3 separate regions of the Homo sapiens genome follow, and regions 2 and 3 are each linked to region 1. Evidence: chromatin contacts called from ENCODE Hi-C data. All regions are on one chromosome and are shown on one strand. The core of a region is the stretch at or near the end of the contact, and the rest is flanking DNA. Distances in the headings are between cores, read along the strand shown. Region 1 overlaps DYSF (dysferlin). Region 2 has its middle 270 kb from the start of CYP26B1. Region 3 has its middle 210 kb from the start of CYP26B1.

What was found. Hi-C counts contacts between places; a loop is a spot of excess contacts on that map. Pooled maps may share reads with other maps.
Region 2: a loop to region 1 is called in a map of gastrocnemius medialis, with 1.9 times the contacts of the local background. The contact joins two enhancer-like sites. A Hi-C loop is called at or near these places in 6 of 168 maps with a recorded cell type or tissue (aorta, ascending aorta, cardiac septum and 3 more), 2 of 37 single-sample maps with no recorded cell type and 13 of 50 pooled maps.
Region 3: a map of IMR-90 shows a loop between it and region 1 (3-fold over the local background). The contact joins two enhancer-like sites. A Hi-C loop is called at or near these places in 2 of 168 maps with a recorded cell type or tissue (IMR-90 and chondrocyte) and 9 of 50 pooled maps.

Annotation. Positions count from the first base shown.
Region 1 is chr2:71,613,794-71,617,719 of GRCh38, forward strand. All of the region lies in intron 40 of DYSF (dysferlin), which reads left to right. Among named protein-coding and RNA genes, the nearest start is that of DYSF, 150 kb to the left of the region's middle. Within about 2 kb of position 1,403, at least 22 of the 41 ENCODE cell types and tissues checked have a DNase peak (open chromatin) inside an H3K27ac peak, as active enhancers do; they include gastrocnemius medialis, where a contact is called at or near this core.
Region 2 is chr2:71,880,618-71,884,531 of GRCh38, forward strand. No RefSeq gene overlaps it. Among named protein-coding and RNA genes, the nearest start is that of CYP26B1, 270 kb to the right of the region's middle. RefSeq lists an enhancer at 1-1,040. Within about 2 kb of position 2,459, at least 10 of the 41 ENCODE cell types and tissues checked have a DNase peak (open chromatin) inside an H3K27ac peak, as active enhancers do; they include gastrocnemius medialis, where a contact is called at or near this core.
Region 3 is chr2:71,933,122-71,937,030 of GRCh38, forward strand. No RefSeq gene overlaps it. Among named protein-coding and RNA genes, the nearest start is that of CYP26B1, 210 kb to the right of the region's middle. Within about 2 kb of position 2,255, at least 7 of the 41 ENCODE cell types and tissues checked have a DNase peak (open chromatin) inside an H3K27ac peak, as active enhancers do.

The sequences.
Region 1 (3,926 bases), core at 153-2,652:
ATCTGGGACAGGCCCCTTCTTAGGGGGAAGGTTGTTCTGTGGGCTTGTGCTTGGTGGCTCCTTGGAGACAGCTTAGAAAGAAGAGGCTGTGTCCAAGCCAAGAGTCTATCTCGCCCCATTCCTCCATCTGCAGGGAAAAGGAGGAAGGAGGCAGGGAGGGGCCTTATTCTAAGGTCTCCAGCCCTGGGGGAGGTAGGAGTCTTCCTTTTGCTGCATACTCAGCAACTGAGGGCCAGCCTGTGATGCAGATGCCAATGCCACAGAGCATGGCAGGAGGTCTGTGGCACCTTGTGCTGAGGGGCAGCGCTCCCCCGACTGTGGGCCATGGAGTGGCTCTGGATTCTGTAGGGTTGAGCCCATCTGGTCCTTCCCACAGTAGACATGGAGAAAGGTCTCACTGTGAGCACCAGCCTTGAACTCACCATCTGTTCCAGGTTGTCACCCTCCTCTCTGGGCTTTGCAAGATACTGGTCATACCCCTGGCACCCTGGGGCTCCCAGAACTTCTGGGCCACCCAGAGGCAGAGCCTCCAGGCCTGTATAGACAACACCTGTGTCCTCGGGCCTTGCTGCATCTGTAGTTTCACTGATGCTAAAAGTCCTCAGAAGCCCTGTGTTCCATCTCTCCAGCCTCTGTGGCTCTCCAGGGTTCTGCCCTGCCAGCCTTTCTGCTGGGAAGACCTCCTGCCCCCTGTCCCTTGTCCAACTCTTGATCATTGTTTAAGACTTAACTTAGGCATGGTCGCTTCTTTGGGGGAGTCTTTCCTGGCTCCTCTTCTCCTGTGAGACTTGCCTATCTTTGGGTCACTGTGCTGCTCTAGGGCCTGCTGTCTCTGTCAATGTTAGCATATTCCCCAGGCTAAGCTCAGGGGAGCAACTGCGGCTCCTTCCTCTTTGTATTCTCAATGCTCAGCACAAGGCCTCGCTTAGCGGAGGTGTTAATGAAAGTCTGTCTGTCTTGGCAAGTGGGTAGATGGGTGCATGGGTTGATGGATGGATGGACGAATTTTCTGGCTACTGTCTGTATGGATCTGAGGAGGAATCTCTCTCTTGGCTGGGGAAACCCAAATGGAAATTTCAGATGTCCCTATGTGAAATTTAGCTAAACTCAGTGCTAGTGCCTCTGGGCTGCTTGGGTGTTTATAGCTGAATTAGGCAGATAATTTGCCCCAAACTCTGGCTGCCTGCTCCTGGCTCCTGTTTCCCGGCTGCTCCATGGGCCTGTCTGAGATTGTGCAGGGAAGTGCAGGGCCTGCCCAGCAGGATTTCCGTTCTGTGTGTGCTGCCCTCAAAATGTCTACACACTCAGATGGGGAGGGACTATTTTAGGTCCTGCTGGCCACAAGCACAGCCAGAGGCAGACGATGAGGAGGCCCAGCCTGGCCATCCTCCCGGCGTTGACATGAGGGAACTGGGGCTGGGATCTGAGCCAGAGCTGGGCCTGTGCTGTTTGTGGGAGCACACGGCCACTCTGGCTAGAGCTGCTGGCCAGACCAGCAGCACTGGTGGGAGCTGGGATGGGGCTCCTGGAGGTGTACCCACCTGGGGAGGGGCTGGGCCTCCCCTGGCCTGGGACAGGGGAGGAGGAGGAAATGACACTGATTTGCTCTGATGGGGGAGGCTTGGACCTTGCCCTCATGGAGCTCCCTGTCTGATGAAAGAGACAAAACTCTGTTCTCAAAAGCCTCAAACCCAGCAGGGAGACCAGTTCTGTTCTGCAGGGAGCCCTGGCCCTCTGGGGAAGCCCCTTTTCTGGTATCTGACTTTGTTCCATGTTTTTCTCTGAGATCTATTGCTCTGATTTGGCTGATCCAGGAAATCTTTCACTCACTCGCCTCTCCTCCCTGTCCCTGGCACTCTGAAGGACAGGCGCTCCAAGGCCAACCCAGGAGGCAGCTGACCCCGGGTGCAGTTCCAGTGGTTTGCTAGATAACTATGGCTGGGCTTTCTTCCTCTCCCTCCTTCCCCAGTGCAGATAGCATGAAGGGCCCTGGCTTCTGGGGACAGGAGGGACGAGAGGTCTGGCAGAATCTGGATTTTGGCTGGCTTCTGTCTGCCCCACCGGTGTTTCTCGGCAGCCTGTTCCATCCTCACAGTTGATGCAGCCCTGGCTGGTGCTGGATGTGTTCACTGTGTCCTGGCTGTGGTCCTAGGACCCCTCCTAGCTCAAACCTGCTCTTGCCAGAGTTACCCTTCCATCTTGGTCCCTTCCTGTCACTTTCCTCCGTGACACCTTCTCTCTGCTCCCAAAGCCTTCTTACCAGCATCTGCCTAGGTCCTGGGATGAGCTGGCCACACATTTAGAACATGTCACCGGAGACCCTTGCCTGATGTTCAGGCCATGGGCTGGCACTCACCACGGAGTATTTCTTAGGTTTCTAGAAATGTTTTGGTTTGTGTCGAGAGTGGCCAATTCTGGAGGTGACTCAAAACGTGTATAAGGCAGGTCTGTGCTCAGCATCCCAGGGCTCGTAGATCAGTGTCTGTCTCTAAGGGTAAGGGTGGGGGGCCCTGTTTAGGGGGTGCCTGGCCTGTTTAAACTGTTCTCCATGGTGATGAGGATTGGGATGAGAAATACTCACACGTATTAACTCCACCACTTGTTCTTGGTCTGTGCAGCCATCCTATGTGTAGACTTTAGAGTGGCAGACTAGGGGTGGGGGTGGTGTGTGCACATGAGTGAGCATGACAGGTGGGGGTGGTAGGAGCAGGTGTGTGCACGAGCTTCCATGGGTGCTGGCCAGAGGTGTGTCTAAGCTTGGTGGTGGCATTGCAGGAATTGTGGCCTTGACTTTGAACTTTCTGAGGGCAGGCCTGGGTGTGTCCTCACACAGGGAGAGCAGAAGTGTCCTATTCCATCTAGTTCTCTGCTTTAGAAAACGATATATTCATTTTTTCAGATAATAAAATGATACGTGTTCATTATATAAAATTTGGAAAATATAGAAAAATAATGAAAAAATAGGGCTTACCTCCATCCAAACACACAATTTGAATGCACTGCACCCAACATTTCATTGTCATTCTTTCCTCTTCTTTTTAGGTTTCTCTTTCTGTCTCTGATTCTGTCTCTGACTTCATTTCTACCTTTAAAATAAAATTAAGGCCTTTGTTCACTAGTTGTTGTTGTTTTTTTATTAAGGCAGTTCTTGGTGTTATGATTATGATTAGGGGAAGAAAAACAGTGTTCAGGAACACACAGAGAGCCTGCCACCCCCTGTCCATTTCCTATAGAGGGTCTTGAAGCTCCAAATAGAGGCTGTGCCCCCAGAAATCGCACCTTTGAGGCACTGAGATGCCCCCAGAGCCAGCTGGGTATGGCAAGGGCGGCTCTTGCTTAGCATTCCGAGAGAGCACTCCTAGGTAGAGGGGCTCCTCTTCAAGTCCTCAGAGAAGGAGAATTTCGGGAGGTGGGAATATGTGAGTGTTGAAGAATTAGAGAAATAACTTTTAGGAAGTTCCGACTCTGGTCACAAAGAGACAAGGGATGAGGGGGTGTCCAGAAGATCTCAAATGAGTGATGTCAAAGTGAGGAGATGTTTCATTAACAAGGAGACCAAACTCTTGGAGTCTCCTGGCCCTGCAAGTTCACCATAGGCTAAGCAACCAGGGAAGCTTCTCCGGGAAGGCGGCCTCTGAGGCGGGTGGGTGAACAGGGGAGGACAGGGAGGCTTTCCTGGCAGGCAAAAGGGCTCGGGCAAAGGCTTGGAAGTGGGACTCTGTGTGTATGTTTTATGTGGCAAAGGGGTACGTGTGTGTATGTATGAGTGTATGTGGTAGAGGTGGTGTGTGTGTGTGTGGTAGAGGTGGTGTGTGTGTATGTGGGGTAGAGGTGATGTGTGTGGCAGAGGTGGTGTGTGTGTGGCAGAGGTGGGGTGTGTGTGTGGTAGAGGTGGGGTGTGTGCGTGTGTGGTAGAGGTGGGGTGT
Region 2 (3,914 bases), core at 1,209-3,708, 270 kb after region 1:
TCTGAGAGGTCTCAGCAGGGTGGAGACAGAACCTGACTGCACCAGGCCCCTCCTGACCTGGGGTTTTCTCGCTGAAGCAGAGAAGGTAGACTGCAGCCCTTTGGCTAGATATTGGGGAGACCAGGAATATGGATAAAATGAGAGAAGGTTTTGGGAACATCAGAGTGGCCCCAAAGAAGGGAATCCCTGAACCCAAACCAGCTGCCCAGCTACTGCTGGTAGCCCAGGTTCTGAGGCTGAGGAATGGGGAAGCCCCATCCCCACTCTTCAGCACCCAGTTGATTGGAAGAGGGAGGAAGCTGGCAGCTGGGGAAAGGTCTTGGGCCAAACATTTTTCCACTGGTGAATCAGAGGACAGCAGTAACAGGAGCCAGGCTGGCCTGACCCCAGCCACCTCTGTGAGTCATAGCTGAGGTCCCTGTGCTAATCTTAACCCCTCAGAGAGGACTTGTTGGGACTTGCCACCAAATCTTGACCACCAAAATAGTCTTGGAGCTGACGTGGCCCTGGAAAGCCCTGGCCCATCACAGAAGGGGTCAGAGAATGGAGCCAGGGTAGAGAGGGCTGGTCTGGGAGTTAGGCTGTGCCCCAGCTCTCCCGTGACCTTGAGCAACTCACAGTGAAGTGTTAGCAAGATGGGCTCCCAGGTCCCTTCCAGACATTCTCCCAGACCAGAGCCAAACTGGGTCTGAGAAGGAAGGAACCAGGACCTGAGGCAGCAGAAGGTTTTCAGGCCAGGTCTGGCCCTGCCCTCATCACAGTTGCTCACCAAGGTCCTCGCCTTTTACAGTGCACAGCTAGTGACAGCAACCTTGGTTCTGGGGCCAGCTGCATCCAAAATTTGTTCTGGGATTTTTGACAAGTTGCTTCACAAATCTCCTTTCTACAGGGAAGGCAGTACAGCTAGTGGTTTAAGGCACTGGACTTTGAAGTCAGACTAACCCAGGTGAGAATCACTTAGTCGCTGGGTGTCCTGGGGCAAGTCATTTAAATGTTCAGCAAATTTCAGCTGCTATCATTACCAGCTAGTATGTCTGGTCCTCAATTATGTCCTTCTATAAAAAAAAGAGGATAGCAAGAATGATTTCTAAGTCCCTTTCTCTAGCTGTCCTTTTCTCTAATCAGGTCCTTGACCCTGCACAATCAATTCAGGGACTGGGACCTTGTGGCAAATGAGAGAACAATGAGTTGAGGAAACATCTCTGGGACTACAGAAAAGGGATTTAAGATGCAACACAGGGACTGTGGTGAAACAGAGGTGAGCTCTGGAAAGGCTTGGTGCAGGAGCAGGAGCCAGGCCAAGTTCTGAAGCTCAGTGCAGGGGGCTGAGGCTCGGGTCTGGGAGACTGGAACCTGAGCCCTGATGGCTGGGAGGAAGCCTTCTCCCCAGCTCAGGCTGAGCCTCAGGTTTCCACTGCATTCTGAGCAGAAGAATCTTTCTTTTCACATCATTTCCCCAGATAATCTTTTCATCATGGTCTGAATGACCATTGTGTCAAATTATCTTAAAAGATTATTGAAAATGTTGCACCCCCTCCTTTTCTTCTAGTGTGCTGGTGTGCATGCATGTGTGTGTGTGTCTGTGTGTGTGAGAGAGAGAGAGAGACAGAGAGAGAGAATGGGGGGAAATTGAGCAAGAGAAAGAACAAGAGAGATGCAACTGTGAGTATCCATTGGTGTCCTGTTAGGGCCATATGAACAGACAGATAGGTACATCCTTACTGTCTCCCAGGGATGCTGAAGCCATGGCCGGATGCTAAGGTGAGAAGGTGGGGGCCTAGAAAGGTTGGACCTACAGCACCAAACTCTTGCACAGGCCAGAAAGAGGCCCTGCTTTCTTCATGCCCAACACTAGGACCTGTCTCCCAGAAGGTCCTAGAGCCCCAGAGACAACAGAAGCCTTCTTCTCCCGGTGGGAATGAGTGTGGGGACCTCACCCTCCAGGGAGCTTGGATGGGGCCAGGGTGAGGGCAGAAAGGATGGAGGTGACCCCTCTTGGGAAGGTAAGACCATATGTGAGCCTAAAAGGAAGATGGGTCCTGGGAGGGGTGTGGTGCTGAGTCTGGAGCACCTCACGCGGGTGGGCCTGTTAGACTTCCTCCTCCCAGTCAGGAGAGTCCAGGAGCACTCAGACGTCCTGGGTGCCTGGCAGGGGAGACAAGTCCAATGGATCTGGGATGCAGGGTGCTGGTGGCACAGTGAAGACACAATGGACATTGTTTATAGTGTTGCCAAAGGCTGGAGACTGCAGAGGCCGCTAAGGAGTGGAGAGTGGAGGAGAAAACTACAATTAAATGGCAACCCCAGCGCCGTCTCAATTCCTGCCCTGATAGGGAGGAGAGGGCAGAGCTAATATGGAAAGGGTAGGAAGGGACAGGGCAATCCCTTGACAGAGAGAGCTTTGACTCAGGGGTCAAGGGAACAGCTGTGGAAGCCTCGGGCACATCTGGCTGGGGCTGGGCTGGAAGAGGGTGAGCCTGTGGCTGGCAGGGAGCCAGGGATGTGGTAGAGACAGATAGGGCCTGTGTTTACTGTCCAGCTGAGGTGTTGCAACAGGAAGCTGGCTGGGGGTGGCAGGGAGGAGGCTGCTCAGGCGGAAACTATTTATCTGAAACAGAAGGAACAGCTGGGGAGGGAGGCCAGGCGCAGCAGCCAGCTTTCCAAGGCCACGCAGGATGCCCGTGCCATGGCAGCGAGCCACCCTATCTCCTGCCCAGCCTGCCTGCCTCGCTGCACATCCAGCCCTGCTGTCCTTGTCCAGAGCAGAGCCAGCTGACCAGTCGTCCCCATTCCTAGTCCCCAGCTGGGGCTGTGCTTCCCAGTGGGATGCCCCACCAGACTGCAGGTTTGGCCTGTGGCTGACTACGCTGTGAGGATCCACCATGTGCCAGGCATTGTGAGATAGGTGTGCGTGTTCTCCAGTTTCCAAAGGTGAAAACAGAGGGCATAAGGGATTTGTCCAGGACCACACAAGAAGTTAGCATTGTGGAAGAAACTGCAACCCAAGTCTGTCATATTTACAGAATCGCTCAGGTGTTCCTGCACACGTGGAGGTGGGCTGTGGGCCTGCCCTTGGCCCTGTGGGACTCACCTTCATCCAGCTCACAGCCCACCACCTGAGAAATCAGCAGACCCCACAAACACCCCCTCCCACCAGGAAATGATCCCTCTCCTAAGTCTCTGCACCCACAGCTGGGCACATGGGAACAACAGCAGCCTCTGAGCAAAGATTTCCTATCACAACCAGGTAAGAGGACCCAGTCTGGCAGAAATCTCCTGGAACTCTCCCTCACCTCTACGGAGGGATCTCCAGAATGATTTGGAAGCCTAGGAAAACCGTGAATGCTGACTTCCCTCCTGAAGGAGGCCCGGAGAAGGTGGGAGCATAAAGGAGCAAAGTGGCCCCCTCTTAGGAAGACCTCTGGATTTCCGTCCAGTTTTGAGACAGTGAAGAAGAGGCAGGGGGAGCCCTACCAAAGCAGGACAGGCTTCACCTCATCCCCACTTTAATACCCATCACGGAATGGAGGCTCCAGCCCCACATTCAGTTGATTCTCAGGGAATGTCATTTCCCACCTGGAGGGATGTTGCATTGCCCATCTCACTTTGTGCCCCAGCTGACACTGGGACCTACCTCCTCCAGGTCAGGGTCTTCGCCTCCTACCTCTCTGTATCCATTCATGGAAGGGGGATGAAATCAACAAGAATGGAACATCTAGTATGTGTCCCTTCATGGGCCAAGCACTGTCACTTTCAGTCCTTGCACACTCCTATGAAGCAAATGTGGCCACCTCCAGTTTTCAGATGAAGAAACTGAATCTCAGAGACAAAGGGACTGGCTCAAGTTCAAATAATGAGTCAGCAGCTGGCTTAATTTCAATGGTTGCGTACTGCACACATATTTCATGTCTGTG
Region 3 (3,909 bases), core at 1,005-3,504, 320 kb after region 1:
CCACTTCAACCCACTGTGCCCCAGGGCCTCCTGGTAGAGGGACAGGACCATGTCCATCACCATCCTGGCCCTGCTCCCTGCAACTAGCAGGCATCCTGCCCCTGGCAATGAAGGCAATTGCCCTCGTAAAGGGGACTGGACATTGATGATGAGGACTGACCGAGCCCAGGCTGGGCCAACAGAGAGGGCAGACGTGGCAAGTGACCCACAAGGACTCCTGCTGGGGGCAGGACTGGAAGGGAAGGAGTTAGGGGCAGCTCCCAGGTCTCTGGCTTGAGCAACAGAGTGACTCGGGCAGCTGTTTGCTGCGATAGGGAGTGCTGGGGGCAGAGTTGGGTGGGCACCAAAGATGAGTTTACCTGAGGAGGAGCAGGTTTGGGGGAAGGGCAGGAGGGATAAGCTGAGTTCAGTTTTCTGCAAGAGAGATGGCCAAGACTGCTGTACTTGTGGGGAGGTGTCCAGCTGGGACACAACAAGGCCTTCAGAAGGGAGCACCTGAGAGTTGTTGCCACAGAGATGGTCACTGATTCCAGGCGCAGCCACACTCGTCCAGGGTGTGTGGAGTGAGCCTGGCCAAGACCACAGGACAGAGGGCCTGCAAAGGACCACAGAAGGCACAGCCAGTGGAAGCAGGGGGCATCACGAAGGGGGACGGGTCCAACAGTGTCCAATGCTGAGGGAGGACAGTGCACTGAAGACCAAGATACTTGCATCACTGTTGGTAGTGGAGGATCCAGATGGTCTCGGCAAGAGCCCTTTGGAGGAGAAATGGGGCAGAGCAGAGGCCAGATCTTGGAGCAGGGAAGGAGAAAGCTGGCTGCAGTGAAGCCGAGGAGCAAGCAGAGCTTTGGGGATGAGGTTAGATGCTGGAGCATATTTGCAGCCTGAACAATCACTGACACAGGATGGCAACATGCAGTGCTGGGACCAGGGCTTGCAGAAGGCACCAGGGGGCAGGCTCCCAGGATAGAAGACGACTGGAAGCTTGGAGAGCATGTGAGGCCCTTTTCACCTGAGATGGGAAGGAAGGCAGCTCCGGGCATGAGATGGAGTCATGTGCCCAGCTTGGGGGAGGGACAGGGAAGTGGCATGTTAAAAGCACTCTCTCAGAATGTTGGGGGCACTGCATATTGAGACCCAGGTCCTGCCTTTTCTTTCCAAGCTGATGTTCTTTGTAAGGATGAATCTTGGATTTTCAGCTTTTGCCGGCCACTGGCTGACAAGGTGACCTGTTGAAGGCTGGCCACTGGGCCAGGGCTGGGGAATGTCCAGACTCTAGATAGCACCTGGAAGTACTAGATTCAGGGTCTACTCTCCTTTGCTGTGGTTCAGGGAAGGCTCCTCAGGTGCAGGGTCCCAGCTACAGAGCCTTTTGAGCTTCCTGTATCGAGCAAGCACCAATTACCCATACAAATTAGCAGTGAACTGGATGCCAGGAATGCTGATGCCTTTCTCAAAAAGCCCCAGCCTGGGCACCAACCATGGGCATACTGCCTCCAGAAGACTGCTTCCCATGAGCCACACCTCTGGGGAACAGTCACTGGAACAGCAGGGGGCCAACTGATCCAACGTCCATGTTATTGCTCAACAGCAGCCCGCGGCATATGGTGACGGGAAATGGGCTCACAGTTCAGCCAAAGGGCTGCTGTCTTTGATGATGCAACAACTGCCTTATCTGTGACATGGCAATCTAGAGGGTTCAGAAGGGGAGCTCTTCCACCCTCAGCAACCTCTGTTGCTCAAGCCAGAAATCTGGGAGCTGCCCCTAACTCCTTCCCCCCAAGTCCTGCCCCCAGCAGGAGTCCTGTGGGTCACTTGCCATGTCTGCCTCTCTCTGTGGGCCCAGCCTGGGCTTGGTCAGTCCTCATCATCATGCCCAACCCCCTTTAGGAGGGCATTTGCCTTCATTGCCAGGGGCAGGAGGCCTGCTAGTTGGGGGGAGGAGGGGCAGGTTGGGGATGGCCATGGGCCTGTCCCCCTACCAGGAGGCCCTCAGGTTGACTGTAGGTGACCTGGGCAGGTGTGGCCAGGTGGTTGTAAAGACACTGGAGGGGGTGAGGACCATCTTATGGCCTGGGGGTGGAAAGACTGTGGCTGCTGCTGCCTCTCTGGGGATGATCTCCACATAGTCACATAGCACTAATGGGGACCATTCAGTCTCAGACTGACTTCCCTGATCTGGGCAGCAGAGACTCTGGCTATAAAATTCCTGTTTTATGAGGTTCTCTGGGAAGCCAAAACTCCCCTGGCAGGCCTACCAGGGCAGCCCCAGAGGAGCTCTGCAGAGGAAGCCTCGCTGCCAGGACACATTGCATCTTAGTCACGCTACGAACAACTCAGTTCTCAAAAGCCCAAACACCCAGCCGGCTGTCACAGATCTCAGAGGAGGTCTCTGGCTTCATTATGAAGGGCTGACCATGAATAATGACCCCAAGATCCGGCTCCCGTTGACCCAGGCACAGTAAGAGAAACAGGGTGCAGGGGAAAGTCAGTGCAAGTCCAAGTCTCCGCCTCCATTCTTCGTCAGTCCCCTAAAAGTCCCCCTAGTAGACCTGAGAGAGGGCAGTGCACTGACTCTCCCAGGGAAGAGGATTCATGTGCAAGTGACTCATTGAGGAAATGTTCCCAGGAGAGACCCGCGAAAAGAGAGGGGAAGCAGGGAGGGACAGGGAAGAAGCTAAGTCAGGGTGTGATTTCAGTTGAAGCCCCAGCCTCTGCCTGACCCCGCAGGAGCTCCAGAGCATAGAGTAACGTGCGTCTGTCATCCTAGAGATAAAGAACCTGAGCTTTCACGTTCCTACACGAATTGGGACTTAACTTCAATCTGTCCCAGGTGCATAGAAACTCTTGGCACTTCTAGATCTCCTACAGTCCGGGTGAGGCAGCTCCAGTGACCCGAAAGTAGCTTTCAAAGGTGCACACTCTTAGAAGCAAAGCTTTCAGGAGCTGGGGATGGACACACAGGACTGGCAAAGGGTATGTGGGTAGAGCCCAGTGGCATCCTTTACACCTGGTGATGTCATTGGTTAGAGGTTGCCTCCCAGAGCTGAGAAAATGTATTAAAAGGCCTCTTTGCTCCCAGAGCTCTGAAACATTTGCCTAGGTGGTAGGCCCAAATTTTTGCAAACTGCCTATTCCGTTTCCTGGGTGGGTGCCCACAGGCCGGACCTAAAGCCAAGTCTCTCGTTCCCACCAAAAGGACAAATCCTCTGTTCTGTCAGGATTAGACATACCAGCCTGTTGCTTTCAATCTTAGCAAGAGGTAGCCACTTCTTGTTCTGTAAACTTCAAATGTGGGATCACAGTGACTACCCCCACTGATCCCTGTCACAACATTCCACCCAACAGAGGCCCCAGTTGAAAACCATCCACCCTCTTCCCAGAGTGGATCACACTGGCCTGGCCTTCGGCTCCCAGGCAGGAACCTCTGGGCTGTGTGGTTTTAGTGTTGAACAGATGTGTCCTGAGAACCTTGATGCCCACCTCACAACTCTGGAATCACATAGGAAAAGAAAAAATCCCGTTTTTAAGTGGGATAAGGGAGAACTGGTCCCTAGGCCCCTCCTTTCTCTCTGGGACTTGGAGCATTAGGTTCAGCTGTGTAGCTTTTGTATGATCAGCACAAAGACTAGACTAAGGGACATGACAAGCACCCACTCCTGCAAGGGCTCCAAGCCATCAAGGCTGTGCACTTGGGCCATGACCTGGGCCTTTCAGAACTAAAGTCAATAAACTCTGAACCTGAACCTGAGCTCTTGCAGAGAAGCAATGGAAGATAGACTCTGTGGTCATGGTTCACTTTTCTTTTGGTTACAAAGAAGCTGCCATCAAAATGTTATTAGGAACCAACCATAGTTTGCATTTTTTAATATAATTTTTCCCTTACTTTCCTTTTACTCTCTCCACACC